Linked DNA regions of Homo sapiens: regions 2 and 3 are each linked to region 1. The links are chromatin contacts, found by Hi-C in ENCODE. All regions are on one chromosome and are shown on one strand. Each heading gives the region's core, a stretch centred on a gene start or an enhancer-like site at or near the end of the contact. The rest is flanking DNA. Distances are from core to core; before and after follow the strand shown.

The links. A loop is a pair of places that touch in the nucleus more often than their neighbours do. Pooled maps may share reads with other maps.
Region 2: a loop to region 1 is called in a map of CD8-positive, alpha-beta T cell, with 6 times the contacts of the local background. The contact joins the promoter of CC2D2B here to the promoter of TM9SF3 in region 1. A Hi-C loop is called at or near these places in 2 of 168 maps with a recorded cell type or tissue (CD8-positive, alpha-beta T cell and naive thymus-derived CD4-positive, alpha-beta T cell) and 7 of 50 pooled maps.
Region 3: a map of CD8-positive, alpha-beta T cell shows a loop between it and region 1 (4-fold over the local background). The contact joins the promoter of CCNJ here to the promoter of TM9SF3 in region 1. A Hi-C loop is called at or near these places in 4 of 168 maps with a recorded cell type or tissue (CD8-positive, alpha-beta T cell, chondrocyte, endothelial cell of umbilical vein and 1 more), 1 of 37 single-sample maps with no recorded cell type and 10 of 50 pooled maps.

What each region holds. Positions count from the first base shown.
Region 1 is chr10:96,585,127-96,589,428 of GRCh38, reverse strand. It overlaps TM9SF3 (transmembrane 9 superfamily member 3), which reads left to right and starts at 2,417. Exons shown (of 15, transcript NM_020123.4): 1 at 2,417-2,695. The coding sequence starts at 2,594. It overlaps LOC105378443 (a long non-coding RNA gene), which reads right to left and starts at 2,365. Exons shown (of 3, transcript XR_946220.4): 1 at 1,086-2,365. RefSeq lists silencers at 184-253, 2,188-2,757 and an enhancer at 1,250-1,309.
Region 2 is chr10:95,905,988-95,910,289 of GRCh38, reverse strand. CC2D2B (coiled-coil and C2 domain containing 2B) reads right to left here and starts at 2,315. Exons shown (of 35, transcript NM_001349008.3): 1 at 2,233-2,315. All of the region lies in intron 2 of ENTPD1-AS1 (ENTPD1 antisense RNA 1), which reads left to right. RefSeq lists enhancers at 1,999-2,058, 2,099-2,288.
Region 3 is chr10:96,042,132-96,046,433 of GRCh38, reverse strand. CCNJ (cyclin J) reads right to left here and starts at 2,851. Exons shown (of 6, transcript NM_001134375.2): 1 at 2,715-2,851; 2 at 1,972-2,081. The coding sequence starts at 2,040. All of the region lies in intron 2 of ENTPD1-AS1 (ENTPD1 antisense RNA 1), which reads left to right. RefSeq lists silencers at 2,571-3,140, 3,268-3,462.

The DNA of each region.
Region 1 (4,302 bases), core at 1,168-3,667:
GTGTCCTCCCTACCTCCAAGCATTTGCCAACCCAGTCCTCCCCAAAACACCTGCCACATGCATACTACCTCAAATCTGTGGAGGGTGGTGATGGATACTTAAGAAACTACACATCCATCTTAATGTAGCACTTACACGGCTTGTTCTTCAATTGCACATCATCACTTCATTCAAGAGCAGTGATTATTCATTCACAGAATTGACTGAGCTTTCACTATGAGCAAGTCACCCTGCTAGGTGCTCGGGAGGATATACAAAGATGTATAAGATGCCTCCTCTGATTTCTACAGCAATTACTGGTGTATGATTCATTCAGCAATTAATCATGTACTGCTTTGTGATGTTTCTTACACTATCTAGAAAGCATTCTTCAAATCTTGCTATGCTATTTGACTTTTCACTTGTTAATGTCTTCATTCATTCAGCAAAGAGTTGAATACCTATGATGTGACAAGCACTATCTCAGCAGCTGGGACAGATATAAAGACAAACAAATCATAGTCCCTGCAATCAAAAAGGTCCGAATGCAGTGTAGAAGAGGAAATGTGAATAGATAATTACAACACAACACGCCAAATGCTATTGAAATCCCAAAGAAGGAATGCTCCATTTCTCAAGGGATCATGCAAGGTTTCACTGAGGAGGTGATCATCAGCTAGGTCTGAAAGGATAATATCTAAGGCACAAGGTGAAGCAGAGCATGCCAGATAAAGGGAGTATAAAGAGCAAAGGCACAGAGGTGTAAAAATATATACGGGTGAATGCAGAGCATAGAAATTGGTGGAAGGTAAAGTTAGGGAAATAAATTAGGGATAAAATAGGCAAAAATTTGGACTTTATCCTTTAGCAGGGAACTTTTTTTCTGATTACATAGTTAGCACATGCTCACTGTAAAAAATAACCAAACATTTATAGGCATGTACAAAGTAGAAAGTTAACCACTGATAGTAGTTTGTTATAATCTTTCAGATTGTTTTCTATGGGCAGACTAACATATTGCCATATAAAATGAAGTTAAACTCTTATTTTCTTCAACTTGAAAATTTAACAGAACCTCTTGGTTATCATTCCATGCCAGTACTTACCTATTTCCTTTTTTTAAAGTGGCTGTATAGTTGGTAAATCATTACCAGCAAAAAGACCTATTATGGAGCCAGACTGAGTGGGTCTGGTGTTTCAGCAAGCCACTCAAGCTCTCTGTGCTTCAGTTACCTCATCTGTAACAGGAACATTTTCACCGTACCTGCTGCATAGGGTTTCTGTGAGAATTTAATGAGCCAATATCGTTCAGAATAGTGCCTGGCAGATGAACGCCCTCGTGGTGACTCCATGATTTATTTACCTAACATTGAAGAACTGTTTTAAGCAAGGGAGTGAGCGATATAATCTGGTTTCTTTTTAGAATAAAAAAAACATCACCCTGGCACCTGTTGGGGATGTTAAACGGGAGGAAGATCAGTCAGTGATGGATATCTTCTTGTGAGACTCTTGCAATACATAGTGATACGGAAGACTGGTTGGTACTGGCAGAGGAAGGAGAGGAAAAATAAACTCTTGAACCACTTTTAAGAGACCAAATGCTAGAACTTGTTGACTGCTGATGGCTGAGAAGAGACAATCTGACAAGTTCGAGATTTTTGGCTTAGTGGCCTGTGTAAATGGTGGTGCCACATTCGTATATTTTTTTTTTTTTAAAGATTTTTTGTTTCAGTGTCTACTACGGATCTGGCACTGTTCTAGGTACAGGAAATACGGAAACAGGATCTCTGCTCCGAGGAGCTTACACTCCAAGAGATATTTATGACTGGGAAGAGGAGACCCAGAAATAGTTAAGTAAACACATAAATGAACAAGAATGGCAAGCTAACTTAGCATGTCTTGATTGAACAGTAGGGGTCCAGTAAATATTCAGTAACTTTAAAACATCCAACCCTGTACGAGTTTAACAATCTCTCCTAACGGTGATTACAGGAGCCCGTGATTCATTCACAGCGGCAGACGAGCGCCAGGAAAGGGTTATTTGATCTGATCCCTCAAGTTCCGGAGGCAGCAGGTCAGACGATCGGCCCCATTTGGCAGCCAGGAAAAAAGCTTAAGCATTTTGGCCAAGGTTACACAACCCGAAACACCGGGACGCGGCCCGGAGGCGGCTTCGGCCTTGCGGTCCAGGCTAGGCCACTGCGCCGGGGCCCAGCCTGCTCGGCGCCCGCCCGAGTGCTCGGCAGGCCCGTAGCGCCGCGGCTCCCAGGAGCCGAGGGGCAGCCGGCGCGCAGGCGGCGGTTGCCGGGCCCTCCCTCGGCCCGGCGGCGGTGGCGGCCCCGCGTCGCGAGGCACTTCCGGCGCGTGCCGGGGTGGCCGGATGACGTGGCTGAGTCAGAGGAAGAGGCTGAGGAGGCGCGGGGGGCGGGGGAGGCTCAGGAGCGGGCGGTGACGGCGACGGCGGCGGCAGAGGAGGCAGCGGCTGGGCCGGGCCCCGTGCGTCTGTCCGCGCCCCGTGGATGCGAATCGGCCGCGGCGGAGGCGGCGGCGGCGGAGGAGGCGGCGGCGGGAGGAGGAGTCGGTGAGCCGGCTCCGGGCCGGAGGGGCGCGGAGGATGAGGCCGCTGCCTGGCGCTCTTGGCGTGGCGGCGGCCGCCGCGCTGTGGCTGCTGCTGCTGCTGCTGCCCCGGACCCGGGCGGACGAGCACGAACACACGGTGAGGCGCCCCGGCCGGCGCGGCCGCCCCGGGCTAGCTCCCCAGTTGCCCACTGAGGCAGGCCCCACGCAGCCTGGAGTGCCCGGCGGCCCGGTGGTGCCCCACTGCGGCCCGAGGACTCCTTCCGGTTGGGCCTGGCGGAGCAGGAACCTTGGGAGCGTGGAGGAGGCATTTCCGTGCGCTCCCGGGACAGGGCTCCGCTCCCGAGTGACAGGGTCTCCTTCCCCCGGTCTGGGCCTCAGTGGCGCCGCACCCCAGGGTCTCGGGGTTCCTGGGACCCTGGGGCCAGGAAGGAGCCTGGGAAGGGTTGAGGTTCATCCACCGCGGGAGCGGGGCAACGGGCAGGCTGGGCTCGGGGCTTTTGCCCCCCAGGGAAGGAGACTGCCTTCTGGCTACTGAGGGCTGCGACGCCGAGGAAGATGGATGCATCGTGATTACCCGGCAGCCACTAACCAGGAAATATCCTACACTTTATGGTCTCCTTTGGCTTTTATCGCCCGCTTCTGCCCAGACCGGATTAAAACCCTGGGGTGGGGCAGCATTAATAAACTTGAATTGAAGAGCAGTTTATACTTACTTGTAAGTGCACCCAACCTACACGCGTTCAATTCCTAGGCCTTTCTTGTAACTTTCTCCTCACCTTCCAGCCCCTAAGTGAGACCCCCATCCCGATAGTCTCTAACTAAGGCAGCTTCTGACAGTAAAGGGTCTTGACGTTTCCCAGTCTTCAGGTCAGGGCCAGAAACAGTCCCTTTTGCATTTGGCCTAAAGGTGATTGGCAGTTTGTTTAATTGGTATTCTCACATCAAAACGTGCATGTGAACGACTCTTCAAATGGCTTTCACTTAGGGCTGTAACTGTGGTTTTCAGAGTGGTAGACTTGAGCAAGGCAGGAAGGTCAGGTAAATTGAGAGTTTGCTTGACGAGTAATTGTTTTTTATACCTTTACCATTAATGATAGGAGTTTCTATGAGAGACTGTGTTTGTACTAAATCAGAACGATCTGAGGGAGTCTTATGTCATTTCTGGTAAGTGAGGAAATGAAGCAGTCGTCCTTACCTATTTAATGGATCCGATTTTATTTGTAATCAACAAAACTTTTCGCTGGATCCTTGGCTAGCTGGGATCTTATTTTAGCTAATAAAAGCTCTAAACTTTTGACTGTTCTACCTTCGGTCACAGCCAGAAACTTCTTACCTGTGTAGGTATGTATTTCTTTAGAGACACAAATCTCGAATTGGTGACATGTTTTTGTACTGTACTTGTGGTGTTTCACCTAAGATAATTTTGTTGGGAGGTTAAACAGCTTAAAACGATTTCCTTTTGTGTTCTTTCATCAGATAAGCTGTCTCAAAGTTTAAGAACTGCTATTGTTTCACATAGTATACAGGGACCATGTATAGATTTGGGTCTTTGAGTATTTTTAAATTTTCAGTGGGCATCCATCCTTCTGTTTAATGATATTATTACTAATATATTTCCAATTAAAAAAACACTTAGGAAAAGTTACCATATGAAACTCAGAACTCTCAATGTGTAGTTCCGTGATACAGGCATATAAGCTCAAAAGTGTACTGTATTCTACTTTTTAATCTTGTAATCTTGTG
Region 2 (4,302 bases), core at 1,066-3,565, 680 kb after region 1:
CTATTGCAACGCAAGAATGGCCTAATACAAGAGTATCATTCAACATGACGGTTAAATGCAAGTTCATGCAATTCCCCAGACATTTGTAGAAACTAGAATGCCACACAAGTTTTTGTTTATCTGTTTGTTTTTTAGAGACAGGGTCTCACTCTTTCACCCAGGCTGAAGTGCAGTGGCATGATGACAGCTCATTACAGCCTTGAACTCCTGGGCTCAAGTGATCCACCTGCTTCCACCTCTTGAGTAGCTAGGACTACAGGCATGTGTCTCTAAGGCTCGGCTAATTATTATTATTGTTATTATTAGGTACAGACAGGGTCTCGCTGTGTTGCTCAGGCTGGTCTCAAACTCTTGGCCTCAAGCAATCCTCCTGCCTCAGCCTCTCAAAGCATTGGAATTATAGGCATGAGCCACTGCGCTTTGCCTAAACAAATTTCTAAATCAATTCTGCGGGCACAAGACTATGTGGATCCCTGAATCAGCACAGACTTCTTTTTGGCACAATTTTCAGTCACCTTGGTTACTTCTGTCACAGGCCATTTGGTTTCAGGAGTGCTAGCAAAATAAAACCACAGAAAAACCTCTAGCATGTGGAAATGGTTACACAATGCATATCTTAGTATATAGTAACATATCTTTAATTGTGATCCAATCAGAAAATTGGTTCCCTTTAATCTTCCCCTGGCTCTTGTTAGAAATATTTCTAAATGTATTAATGCACTTTCCTTCCTTAGCAGATCTGAATTCAGACCAAAATCCAATTTTATCTTTATCTCAGTTCATCTATTGTCACATAGTATGATGACACCTTTCTGAACTCTCTTATAGCAATGTTTCCTAAATGATGCCTTCCAGACTTAATTTGAATTAGGATGCTATGTCCAGAATTAAGGTCTCATTCACAGTTATGATGTAATTAAGGCAACAATAGCATTTTGTAAAAATAATCTATTAAATATATAGCACCAGCTACCCTTTATTGTTATTAGGATATGGAAGAAGTGGAATTTAACTTAACAATTCTTTACTTAGTTAAGAGGAATATAGCAGTATTTCACAGTGTTCTACAAAAAACATTATGACTTCCATGTATTGCATTAACTGGCAAGTTTAAAAATTAACTTAACTGTTATCTTGTTTTCCAAAATCAAAACTTAGGAACAAACGGCGTGACAAAAGATTTTCTGATCTGTGAATTTATTTAAGTCTTCGAAAGGCAACAAAACTAAATCACCCACTGCTCTGAGGACCAGTTCCCAAGTCATCATGTCCTGCTCCTGTAGATCAAGAAAGATTTGGGCCCACTTCTCTATCTTGGGACTTCTGGTACATGAAAACTAATGTGGAAACAGGTTACAAAAACTATCATATTATATTTTGAAAATTTACATCTAACACACACCATGCAACGTAGTTTTGCTACTCAAAGGTGAATTACAAGATTTATAAAAATGTATTAATTCTTAGAGCAACCACTGGCCAGGAGGCCCAGAAGCTCTAAACAAGTACTGTAATGTTTTTTATTCAAACCTGAAGATGTATCTCTGTGTCTATACTTATAGCCTCAATTAGAGAGAAAGTCAACCAGGAGGCCCTTTCTGAAAGTGAAGCCAAAAAACTCTCACATCACTTCCCCATCTAAGCCGCAGTGACCACTCTCCAACATTGACCACTCTCCAACATAACCCCTCAACTATAGCTGGATGGAGTTCTTGTTTATTCTCCCTGGCATCTCCAACCTTTAATTTTTACAACTTCCCCGCAAATGGATAGCATTCCGTGTTTCTAAGGCTGATTCAAACTCCACGTCTTTCAGGAAGTTTTTTCTAACTCTGTCTCTTGATCTCCAACAGCATTTGTAGTTCATAATGCGAATTTTTGTTCATTACATTCTACCTTCCAAGTTCATCTTCCTGCTTATCCTAATGTGAAGATCAGGACTAAGGCAAGGTGTTCAGCACACACAGTAGGCACTGAATTAATAATATGCCGACCCGTATTTCTTGCAAATCAAACACTGCTCTCGAGTGATTTTCAATTCTACTCATTCCCAAATTGGCTAACAAACCGGTCGGCCAGGCCCCCGAACTACAAGTCCCAGCGGCCTGCGCGGCCCCGGCTCCGGTTATCCCAGCCCAGCTAGTTCTGCCCATGCAGCAGAGCTCCACAAAAGTGCGGGAATGTCTGACAGGGAAGAATCAGAGAAACCTTCACCAGCAGCCCGACATTCACCTGGACGGACAGTGCACTTTTCTTACGTCTGGGCAGGGAAGGCAGGGCGCACCATCTACCGCAGGCTAGGATGATCACCAACCGCCCCACCGCACCCTGCGCCAGCCCTACGGCGCCCGCGGGCTGCAAGTAGCGGCGACCCAGGAGCATGCGCGCTGCCGCCCCTGGCCTGCCAGGACCCAGAGGGAGCGGAGCACGCGCCTTTGGGAATCTTCGGTGCGCCAAGTCTGTTCGCCGCCGGGGTCTATCACCCCCGCCCCTCGCCTCTGCCCGTGAGCGTGTGAGTTGTAGCGTACCCTGGGGTCTGTTCTGGAGGAGGCCTGAGAGCGGGGTTGCCTGGGGCGTGGGTCTCTCATCCCTCTCGTCCTGGTGAAGAAGAAGAGTATACCCAGCGGGTGAGTACCGGCCGCGAGCTCCCGGCTGAGCGGGCGTCCCCGGGGAGGACGCTGCGGGGCGCCGTTGTGGCAAGAGCGGTCGCCCGCGCAGGGCGTGGAGGCGCGAGGCCGGGGGACGCCAGCCGGCAAGTTGCACGGGTTGCAGCGCCCCGGGACCTACTTTCTCTTTGCCGTCGTCCCTGCCTTGCTAGGAAAAGAGGGGAGCTTTGACTTCAGGTGATTTCCTTTGTGGCTTACAAAAGAGCCCCCTAAATATGCAAGCGGTTCCTTTTATTTCCAGAGCTTGCTGTTAGCGTACTAATGTACTATGTTTAAAGTCTTAAATAGGGCATGCCAGACACGCTCACCCATGTGTCGTCATTCATCGCTTAATAAACAGAGTACGGCTCTCATTGTTTTTCTTTTTCCCATTGCCTCGCTCCGAGTTAAAATAACGAGATAAACTAAACGTGATGCGGTTGGGAACTTGTTCAGGGAAACCGGCTGGGGCGAACTTCGGAAACTTGCTAGTGTAGAGAGCCGCACGGTGGTGGTTTGTATGCTTTCACTCATTCAGGCTTTCCACAGTGTTTAACTGCGTTCTGTGTCAGGCATTATGCCCCAACAGTCGTCTTGTGTAAGACTTCCATGCATTTTTAAGCTTTGCTTTTATTTTCTAAATGTACATGTTAATAGAGAATAAACATTATTGACCTCTTTATTCTGATATTAATTGCCTAAGTTTCGTAGGATTGTCTTTATTTTTTAATAGTATGGTGACCAAAAGTAATACTAGTGTTTAACCTTAGTAAGCAAAATAGAGTCCCAGTGTCTCTGACAGCTTGGCACAGTTTCATTTGAGACCGTAAATCCCACCCTGTCTATAGTCTCTGTCATACTTGGTAACAACCCAGATAATTTATCCCTTCTCGCAGCCTCATTCCCACACCTTCTCCATCTGCTGATCGTCTCACTATCTGCCTTCTTCTGGAAACTGTAAACTCTTTTTCTAGACTCCTCATATGTAAACCCCTCTATATCTTTTTTTAAATTTATATATATATATATTTTATCATACTTTAAGTTCCAGGGTACATGCGCACAACGTGCAGGTTTGTTACATATGTATACATGTGCCATGTTGGTGTGCTGCACCCATTAACTCGTCATTTACATTAGGTATATCTCCTAATGCTATCCCTCCCCCTCCCCCCATTCCACAACAGGCCCTGGTGTGTGATGTTCCCCTTCCTGTGTCCAGGTGTTCTCATTGTTCAATTCTCATATGAAATACTATGCAGCCATAAAAAATGATGAGTTCATGTCATTTGTAGGGACATGGATGAAGCTGGAAACCATCATTCTCAGCAAAGTATCGCAAGGACAAAAAACCAAACACCACATGTTCTCACCCCTCTATGTCTTTATATCTTCTTGTTCACAAAACATTCCTCCTTGTGATATTGGGTACCTGGCTGTCTCCTGAAGACACTGCTTTCCCAGCAATTCACCACAGCGAAAGCCATGCCTGCTGGAGACACTGCTTTCCCAGCAATTCACCACAGCGAAAGCCGTGCCTGCCCGCGCCCCCCGCCCCCCAGAGGTGGTATCTGTATTCGCCATCTCCTCATGGCCATTGCTAGGCCATTCCATCCCACCCCAGGACCCAGAGCTGGTATCTGTATTCGCCATCTCC
Region 3 (4,302 bases), core at 1,602-4,101, 540 kb after region 1:
GTCTTTTCTAGGAGAAAAGTCCATTTTAAGTTTCCTTCAGTGTATTACAAACAGTGGTCTCTCCAGTTCCACAAGTTTAAGTTTTACAGATTAATGTAAATTCTTGTATAAAGTGTTGCCAGTAAGAACCATGGTTTGCATAATGCTTAAACATAAAGACAACCCAGGGCAGTAGGCCATAGGTGGCCCAATAAAACTTTCAGTGGCATTCCTTCACACCCTGTGCTACCTTGTCCTCTGATAGTTCATAAGCAACTTGAGTGAGTATAAGGTTGGGTCTTATGCCTTGGATGCTCCAGAAACTAATCCACAAAAGCCTTCAACAAATCTAAATCTAGGAGAAAAAACAAAAAAACAAAGAACCCATGTCCAAACTCAATTGACAAAATGCAGATAATCACTCACGAATTAAAATGATCTACACATAAAATGATTGAAAAGTATGGAAATCACCAAGAAAAACCTTTTAAGTTTCATGCCAATTAAAAAATATACTCTTGGCTGGGCGCAGTGGCTCATGCCTGTAATCCCAGCACTTTAGGAGGCCGAGGCAGGTGGATCACCTGAGGTCAGGTGAAACTCCAACTCAAAAAAAAAGTACTCTTAATATCAACTAATTAATTTCACTACATACCAGAGGGATAAAAAGGCTGACACTTAAAACACTTTTCAAAATATGTGCAACTATATTAATTTTTTTAAAAAAGAAAACATTTCACATTGAAAGATGACATCTGCCAAAAAAAAAAAAGATCAAAAGTGTATCTGGACAATTTTCCAAGAAACTGCAACTCTTTCCTAACTAACACTCCAGAGATCCCATTAGTTAGAATTTTTATGTGGTATAAACCATCTCCTAGGGGGCTGAACTGTATTTTAGTGAATCTAAGAGACTGAATGTCAGAATTAGTTAAGTAGCATTTAGAAATCTCAGGCCTAGAAAAGGGTAACAATTTAAGTCAGAATTAGGTTTTCCAATCTACTTGACCTGGTCAGAAACTCAAGATAAAAGTTCATTATCATTCCAGGATCTCAACCCCAAGAGTCAGAATCCTTTTTATTGAAAGTCAGCTGTTTTGCTTCTTTCTCAATTTTCTACATTTAACAAATGGCTTTCTTTATCCAAGGTGAAACTGAGTTAAGCTAGAGATCATTTTGGATCTGGTCTCTCTTTTGGTTATCGAAGAGGCAGAAATGTCTCATTAATCTGCCTTGCCACATGCAGAGTAAAACCGTTACTTAATAGCAACAATACACAGACTTTGCTTTGTGTTGGAAAAGTATTTTTTTCCAATATCTATTAAGTCTACTTTCTGCCTTTGATATCAGCAGGAAGGGGCAGCCAACTCCCTCCACTTTAGGGCTTTTGAACAGCCCAAATCCTGAGGGGTAAGTGATAAGAAGTTATCACTTAGTGCTTACTATATACCAAGAGCAGTTTCTAAGCACATGTACGGTACTAACTTAAGTTTCACAATCGCCAGAATCATAAGGCACACTCATTATTCCTCATTTTACAGATGAGGAAATCAAGAAACAGAAATTTCACTTGTCCACGTCTCACGGCAAGTTAGCGGAAAGGCTGAGGAATTTATGTACAAAAGCGACTTAAACTGGCTGCATGCAACGGCAACTCTCGAACAAAGAGGGCTGTTCTGCCCAACAAAAATTCAGTGTATATATCTTTTAAAATACAAGATCAAATTCATGACCCACCTGGAAGCCAGAACGCCCCTTTCCACCTTCCCTGGCCCAACTACCATCTCCCTACTCATTCAGGTTGCAGGTTCTTTTGATACATCCCAGAGAAGGAGCCAAGAAGTTAATTAACCTTGAGCAAATGAGCAAACTCGCCTTTTCTGGCCCGGAAGATAGTGAGTAAAGAACCTGACTAGACCTTCTAGAGAGCCGAGATTCAGAACAACTGGCGCGACACACAGAAGGAGAAGGCAGGCCGGGCCTCGGAGTTACCTTGTAGCGAAGCGCTTGGTGAATATCGGCGGCCAGCTGTCCTCGCCACCACTGCCCCTCCAGCTCCATGGGACCCGGCGGCGCGCCCAGCCCGACGCGGCAACTCGAGTCTGTAAGACACACCCCAGGCGCGGTCACTGCCGGCTCCCCCGCGACCCTCTGCGCCCCCTCCCCGGGGGGTGTGACCTCAGGCCACCCGGTGTGGCTGCTCATCTTCACTTGACTCTTCCTCAACCCAGCCCGACCCGAGTCGTTTCCCCCAACGCCACACGCGAAGCCGGGTCTGCCCCCGCAGGAAGAGCCGAAGGACTCTGAGACTCACTGCTCGACTATGTGTCGGGCAAAAGGGGATCCACTCGGGCCCTGAGTTGCCAAAGCGCGGAGCCAGGTGCGAGCTCGGGAAGAGCTGGGGGAGGCCCGGCTGGGGCTCCCTGCGTCCGGGGCTGGAGTTCTCCCGCCCTCCCTGAGGAGCGGGGAGAGGTGACACGCTCATAGCCCCGCTGAGGGGAAACGCTCCCATGGCAAAGCCCGGGGGTGAGCGTCTGCCTGGCCGCGGGTCTCCGCATGGACGTCGGGAGCCTGCTCCTCCCCGGGAGCCCCGAGAAACGCACGTTCCGCGCGGCCTCAGAAAGGGGAACAAAAGGCCGGGCCAGCCAGGCTCTGCGCCTCACCCCGGGAGGGTCCGCTGCCCCACGCCTACCCCAGGCCTGCCGGGCCGCCCGGCCCCACGCTGGCTCCCTTACCCGGAACCGCGGCCCTCACAGCCCCAGCCCCGCCGTCGTGCGGCGGACGCCGGCCCCGCTCATGCTGCGGACAGTGGGCCGCTAAGCGCCGGCCTCAGCTAGAGCCCAGCGCCTGGACGCTCGCGCCGCCCATTGTTAAAGGACCGGCAGGCGGCTCCGCATACAAAGCCAGCGCGGGGGCACTTGAGGCCCCGCCGCTGCCAATCTCGTCTCGCGATACAGCGGGGTCGCCCCGAGCCGTCCAATTGGCGGCCGGGCCGGGCCCAGGTGCAGCGCCAGGCGGCGGCGCGGCGGCTCCCGCCTGGGTACGGTCAGCATCCCGCACGGCGCGGCGTGGCCTGGGCTGGCCTGGCGCTTCGGTTGCCGGGGCGCTCAGCCGCCACCTACTGCGAAGCCGGCCTGATCGCCGGCTGAGGTCGGCAGAGAGCGCCGGAGAAATTGTAAGGTGGATCACTGCAGTGACCAATCCAGTTAGGCCACTCACCTGCTGAGAACCTTCGATGGCTCCTCGATGCCCGCGGAGCAAAGTTCCGACGCCTCAGTTTGGCGTTTAAAAGTCTTCACGGCATGGATTCGGTTTACCTTACTTCACGTTGCACCAACCGCTTCCATCCCAGGGGCTGCTCCGTGGATCATCAGGCCCTCCAAATGTGCTTTAGCTGTTTCTGCAGCCCCTGAAGCGTTTTTTTTTTCCTGTGAAATTATGCTCTTTTTTTAAGTTCCACCTCAAACTCCACCTTTCTTCTAGAAACCTAATTAATCTCTTCCCCCTCCTTATTTTCGTTGCTGTAGGGATTCCCAAGAGCTTTGAATGAAGACATTTAAGATTACTTCTAGTAACCTTGCTTGTCAAACCCATGGTGGATGTAATTAACCATCTGTGCTCGTAAATCAGGAAACTGCAAAACTGTGAGAACACTCCGACGTCAATTGAGGTGATATGGGGGCTGAAATGTGATTAGAGGAAACCTAATCAATTGTATTTTAACCTCTTTGGTGGATTATCACAAAAGAGGTGGATGGTAACCCTAGGACAGTGAGACTGTCCACTTTTCTGAGACTGGAGATCAATCTCTTAATAGTAAAACGTAAATATTTTTAAAACTTCACCCCTTTTACTTTGAATCCTTTGTCCAAAAAGATACATGATGATAAAGAACTACTACAAAGTGATAAATACATTTTATGTGATTCTGGGTGGCATCTTCATTTGAAGATCATCAGCAGACATGTATATGAGCCGTACCCTATCCATAGACGATGCTTATACCCAGGAGAGCAGGCCCGCAGGAACCAAAGGCAAGAAAAGGGAAACTCAGAAGCTGAAGTTGGCAGATCCCGGCCTAACCCGACATAGTCCAGGGAGAAGGCTGCCCTGGCCTGTCTCTCAGTTGCAGGGTCCTCTAGAGTGAAGGTAGACACATCAGGCTAAAAGCTTCATGCCATTTTTAATGGCATTTAAATAGTGTCTACATCCTTGGGTTCCATTTCATGACTATTAAACAACTTTATAATAATTTGGCTTCTAAATAACTGTCCAGGGCCTATTTAAGAACACTTTCAGAAAAATGGGGCACAGACTATAATC